Linked DNA regions of Homo sapiens: region 1 is linked to region 2. A link is a loop called in an ENCODE intact Hi-C map of the cell type or tissue named here. Cell type or tissue: Caco-2. All regions are shown on one strand. Each heading gives the region's core, and the rest is flanking DNA. Links, peaks and the distances in the headings are about the cores only.

Region 1 (2,918 bases), core at 143-2,642, 50 kb after region 2:
TGGCCAGGCTGGTCTTGAACTCCTGGCCTCAAGTGATCTGCCTGCCTTGGCCTCCCACAGTGCAGATAGTACAGGCATGAGCCATCGTGTTCAGCTCCTTTTTGTATTTTAAGTTGTAGGAACTTATTCAGTTTGTCATTTACCTTGTAGTTTTGTTTTTATAGTTAAAGGGACTAGCTAAACAGCACAATGTAGGTAAATGAAAGATGGCTTCATAATCATCACACTCATGGTGTAATTTAAAAATCTTCTCCTTTGGTTCTTATTAATGCCTGCACTGTGAATCTGACAGATTGAAAATGGAAGCCCTGACTGACAGGGAACATGGAATGATAGACCCTGACAGCGGAGATGAAGCCCAGCTTAATGGAGGACATTCTGCAGAGGAATCTCTGGGTGAACCCACTCAAGCCACTGTGCCGGAAACCTGGTCTCTTCCTTTGAGTCAGAATAGTGCCAGTGAACTGCCTGCTAGCCAGCCCCAGCCCTTTTCAGCCCAAGGAGACATGGAAGAAAACATAATAATAGAAGACTACGAGAGTGATGGGACATAGAAGCCAGCCTGCTAATCAGATTGCTACTTCACAGCTTCATTTTTGTTTCATTCAGTGGTACTTCAGCAGAGTTAATATGCTTTTCTGATGAATTACACAACAGTTTGTTAATTCTTCATTCTTGTAGTATTTCATCACAAGAAACCTACTCTTCTGTCATCTTGAAGTAAATAGAAGATCAAGCCTTCAAATCTCTTAATTTTTTCGGTATTTATTAAATCTGTGAGTGGTTTAAGGAGCGGTCAGTGTGTATAAAGTGTGTTTGAACATTATGCCAAATATCAAGATGTGAAGGACTAATTCAGGATGCAAAAACGTTATTGGGGGGTTGTAAATATCAACTATTCAACAGTTTAGGATGCAATTACGAGTGTAAACTGTGTGCCTTATTTACACTTTATTGTCTCCCGCTTCTCAGATAGTTTTGATGTGTTGTACAGTGGAATATCTTAGATACTTTTTGGAAAGTATTTACATAAGTTATATCACAATTAAAATGTTGAATTTAATTTTGTTTCTCCTGTCTTTTAACATTATCTAGCACGCACTCGCTGCCATGGGTCCTTAAGCACAGTGCACCAATCTCCCTCCCCCAGTGTCAAACTTTTCAAAAGATAGGGAAGAGGATGGCAACGTTGCGATGAGAACTGTAAACTCTTTCCAAAAGAGCCCAGTGTGTGGTCATTGCCGCGACGTGCCGGCTGGTGGCACCGAGCAGCCTGGGCCCAGAGCGGTTGTCGGGCCGACAGATCCGGGCGGGGCAAAGCCGGGCGGGGAAAGCTGGGCTCGTCCCGTCCCGGCCCCGCCCCCACCCCGGGAGCCCGATACCGGTTTCAGAGTCCTGGGCAGCGTGCGCGCTCTTCCTGGCGGCTGCGCAGGTAAGTGGGACCGGGGTGGGGCCACGTGACCGGGAGAGGAGGGCCCGGCGGCCCCCGGCCCAGGTGTGCTGCGACGGACGGCTGCCCGCGCTCGGCGCTCAGCCTGCCATAGCCCGCGGGGGAGGCCGGAGCCAGGGATCCGGGGAGGCCCGCGTCCCGCCAGGTTTCGCTCTGCGGACGCAGGTGCGGCCGAGCCGCCGTCCTTCCGGGCGCGGGGCGGGGCGCGCACCTCGGGGCGATCTCGGTGCTCCTTACCTGGGAGGTCTCCCGGCTTAGTTTCGGCCTCGTTGGGTCGGAATCTCCAAAGACAGTGGGTTTCAGCCAGAAACGCGAAGACGAACGCCTAGCCGGCGCGGGCAGAACCGAGGACACAATGAGATTTGTGGGACCGGGCGCCCAGAGGCTGGCGCGGGGGAGACCCCACAGCTAAAATGCTCGGTACCCCCGGGCAGTCGTGGGTTAGTTAGAACCGCAGAGCCTTTCCCGACCCCTCGGAAGCGCAGAAGTATCCGAAATCTACCCGTTTCTTGGGTCCAGCAAAACTTTTAAGCCAGGTAAACCGGTGGTTCTGTTTGTGTAAAGGTGACCAGGCATGATTCCTGTGACACTTTGCTGGGGCAGCCATTTCTCCTGCCATTGCCGCGGCTTTCCAAGATGAGTGTCCAAGAGTGGAGTAAGGGTCCGGGGCCTGAGCAGGACAAAGACACACGCTGCCGCGACCTGCGGGACCAGAACGAACTCTCAGTGACATCTTGAAAGACATTAGGGGTATCCAGATATTTAAGATGTAATGAAATACAGCTAACCATTCCCTTCTAAAAATCACATTATCTTGCTTTTCCACAACTCTTTAATAATTGCTTGTTTTTTCTTTAAAAATGGATAGGGTGGTTTGATTCAAATAAGCCACTTCACAGGTGAAGAGTTAAATCCATTACAGTGAATCGTATTTTTACCAGTGAGTTGAATTAAGCATAGCGTATCCTGTAAATGCTGTGTAAAACTTGCTAAAATCATTTGTTGTGCTTTTGCTTCTACATTTCTTAGGAATGTGTTTCAAAAACTAGAGTCGTAATAGCATTTCTAGAACTTACACTTTTTTAGAGAAAGAAAGAGAAAGGTACAAAAATAACTGATTGTTATAATATACAGAGCCGCTTTGCATTGGGCACCCTGCTGGGGCCATCACAGTTAATCCTCTAAGGTCGGAGTGCCCTATTAGAAGACCCTGGGTTTCCACCGCATTCCCTTGTCTCCAGTCTGTACATACCCTGTGTGCCTTGCTTGCCCTCTTAACGTCTCTACCTGGATTTTTAACGCATCTGAAACACTCTTCAGTCTGCTGCTCCCCAAGGCTAAGCTGGAGGGGTGGAGAATGAGGTATAGATAGATAAAATGATCAGATGTCTGGGGTTTACTTCAGAGGACTCTATTGGCAGAGGAAATAGTATGGGGAGTATAAATGAAACAAGTTTGGCCATAAATC
Region 2 (2,918 bases), core at 320-2,819:
AGTTCAAGGATGCAATGAGCTATGATCAGGCCACCACACTCCAGCCTGGGCAACAGAGCAAGACTCTGTCTCAACCAAATGAAATGGTTTAAGTACTGGTAGGAGAGGACCCAAAGAAGAGGAAGACAAGTGCCTTATACTGGATTGTCCTTGGTCTGGTGTCACCATTGCTCTCAATGCTATTAATGCTCTAATTAGTTTAGAAATGTTAAATTGAGTGAAAGTAACATTGGAATGCATGAATGAAATTGACTATTATGTGACTCAGAAATCACTTGTCAAAAATGGTGGTGTTCAACAGTGAGGAACAAAACCACATTTCATATAGATATAAAACAGAAAGGCCGGGCTGGGCGCGGTGGCCCACGCCTGTAATCCCAGCACTCAGGGAGGCCAAGGTGGGTGGATCACGAGGTCAGGAGATCGAGACCAACCTGGTTAACACGGTGAAACCCCGTCTCTACTAAAAATACAGAAAATTAGCTGGGCGTGGTGGCAGGTGCCTGTAGTCCCAGCTACTTGGGAGGCTGAGGCAGGACAATGGCGTGAACCTGGGAGGCAGAGCTTGCAGTGAGCCGAGATTACACCACTGCACTCCAGTCTGGGCGACAGAGGGAGACTCCGTCTCAAAAGAAAAAAAAAAAAGGAAAGGCCAGGTGAGGTAGCTCACACCTGTAATCCCAGCACTCTGGGAGGCCGAGGTGGGCAGATCACTTGAGGCCAGGAGTTCAAGACCAGCCTGGACAACATGGCAAAAGCCCATCTCTACTAAAAATATAAAAATTAGCCAGGTGTGGTGGTGCACACCTGTAATTCCAGCTACTTGGGAGGCTGAGGTGCAAAGATAGCTGGAACCTGGGACATAGAGGTTGCAGTGAGCTGAGATTGTGCCACTGCACTGCAGCCTGGGCAACAAAATGAAATTCTGTCTCAGGAAATAAAATAAAATGAAATGGAAAATGAGTAGTTGTATGATAGCAAATAAAAATCTAGGTTTTAGAAACTATAACCTTGATAAATTGACGTTCTTTTGGACAAAAAAATATTTTAAATTAAAAAAAATATATATATATATAAACACTATAACCTAATTATCAGCCCTGGATCAAAAATGAACATGATACTGGCTTATAGTATCAGGAATATGAAAAACAAAGATGCTCAAAATTAACCTGCAAAAAGAGACACTTATAAATTTTTTTTTAAAAAGTGGAGACATACTGGGAGACACTAAGGGTCCTTAATATAACCAAAAGGACAGAAAAATGGGACCTAGGAAGTTGGGCAATTGAGGAAGATAATCAAAGCAGGTTAAGAATTCACTATGAATAAAAATCCTGACCAACTGGTCTCTCCAAAGGGGAGTCATGGTTATACTTCAGCAATCTGAGAGAACAGATCACAAGAGTGACGTACACACCAGAGATCATACTATGATCTATGTATCTGAAGACGTTTAAGGTGACACTCTAGTGGTCAAAAATAGACTGCAGTACTGCAAATTGCTGCAACTGCCAACTGTTACTCCTCTTGGTGACAACAAGGAGAAAATTGCTTTTAAAAACATAACTGCCAAAGCACCAACAATCGAATGAATGACAACTTTATTTTTCTTACACTTTTAAGGCTGATGAAAAACCTTCATTTCAATTGAAAAGTATGGTAACTGTGTTTACTCATTATTATTAGTTTTCTAAAACACAACTTGAAAACATCCAGCATGCATGTTTAATATCAGTACAATGAATTCAAGACCAAGTATACATGTTACATTCAGCAAGGCTAGATTACAGATTATCATAGTCATCATCATCATCATCGTCATCATCATCATCTTCACGTTTTCTTTTCAATGCATTTGATGATTCATTGGCAGTATTTTGTGATGACATCATATTAGTGGTAATAAGAATGTTTTTGGACCCGATTAATGATGGATTAATCAGAACATTCTGAACTGCTGAGGTTGCAGGAATTGAAGCTTTTACAGCTGGAGACTGAGAAGTAGGCATCTGTACTGTAAACCTTTGACCTGTGAGGGACATGGGAGTCCCTACTTTAGTTGAAACAGACATGGTCTGTGGGGTTGGTGTGCCTAGTGTGGGAGTACTTGGTCTGCTAGTAACTGAACCAACACTTAACCGCGGGACTGTTATTCTTCCCGCAGAAGTTGATGCCTTTTTCTGTAAAGATTTCAGCCTATAGTTTGGAGCTGTTAAGCAGTATCTATCAGGTGGCAACCTAGGACCTGAATATGGCTTGATCAATGGCAAAGGGGTTTGATTTCTTTGCCTTGCAATATCTAATAAAAAATCTCTTGGGGGAGGAGAGGTAAAAGACTGATCAGCGCGGCACTGGATTGCCAATCGCACATCATCTGCATCAACAGTAGCTTTCTTAGCATGGCTTGAATAAATTTTTGCATCATCTAGAATTGTGGTCACATATCGGAAGGCAAACTCCAACATCTGATTTATAACTCTTGGCTCATATTCTGTAATCCCCATATCCTTCAGGATTTGTGCCATCATCTGTGCATCTTTCGGCATGCTCTTGGGAGAAGCCGTCTTGCCAGACTCCATGATATCCGATGATCAGACTTTAGATCATTTGAAAAAAATATGTACATTAGATCAATCTGAAATAGTTACTTTAGTAGCAACTGTCAGGAACTTAAAAAAATTTTAAATCTATGTTAAACTGTAAAAAAATTTTTAAAATTTAAACCATATGTTTTCTTAATTTTAATGAGGCAACTTAAGGTCGCTTTAATTTATTGAGTTCCTACCATGTACAAATCATTGTCGACTATAAAAAGATGAAGACACAAATAAGGGAGCGATGAAAGATTAGGGGAAAACAGGGTAAAATAAATAAAAACAATGATCATCTTAGAATATATGCAGTTGCATGCAAAT

Evidence for each region. A loop is a pair of places that touch in the nucleus more often than their neighbours do. Peaks named below come from ENCODE experiments on the same cell type or tissue, not always from the same donor. Only the 100,000 strongest peaks of a DNase experiment are listed, where the experiment ranks them.
Region 1: a loop joins it to region 2, with 2.1 times the contacts of the local background. A loop is called at or near these places in 3 of 110 quality-filtered maps.

The regions. Positions count from the first base shown.
Region 1 is chr5:69,413,739-69,416,656 of GRCh38, forward strand. It overlaps RAD17 (RAD17 checkpoint clamp loader component), which reads left to right. Exons shown (of 19, transcript NM_133338.3): 19 at 293-1,063. The coding sequence ends at 554. It overlaps MARVELD2 (MARVEL domain containing 2), which reads left to right and starts at 1,378. Exons shown (of 7, transcript NM_001038603.3): 1 at 1,378-1,432. RefSeq lists enhancers at 1,155-2,038, 2,039-2,918. In Caco-2, for the core only: a CTCF peak has its summit at 1,245 (motif pointing right); DNase peaks (open chromatin) are centred at 1,393 and 2,093; H3K4me3 peaks cover 1,465 bases.
Region 2 is chr5:69,363,156-69,366,073 of GRCh38, forward strand. All of the region lies in intron 2 of AK6 (adenylate kinase 6), which reads right to left. It overlaps TAF9 (TATA-box binding protein associated factor 9), which reads right to left. Exons shown (of 3, transcript NM_003187.5): 3 at 1,588-2,599. The coding sequence starts at 2,582. The coding sequence ends at 1,788. Among named protein-coding and RNA genes, the nearest start is that of AK6, 4.9 kb to the right of the region's middle. In Caco-2, for the core only: a CTCF peak has its summit at 1,443; no DNase peak of the experiment used is centred there.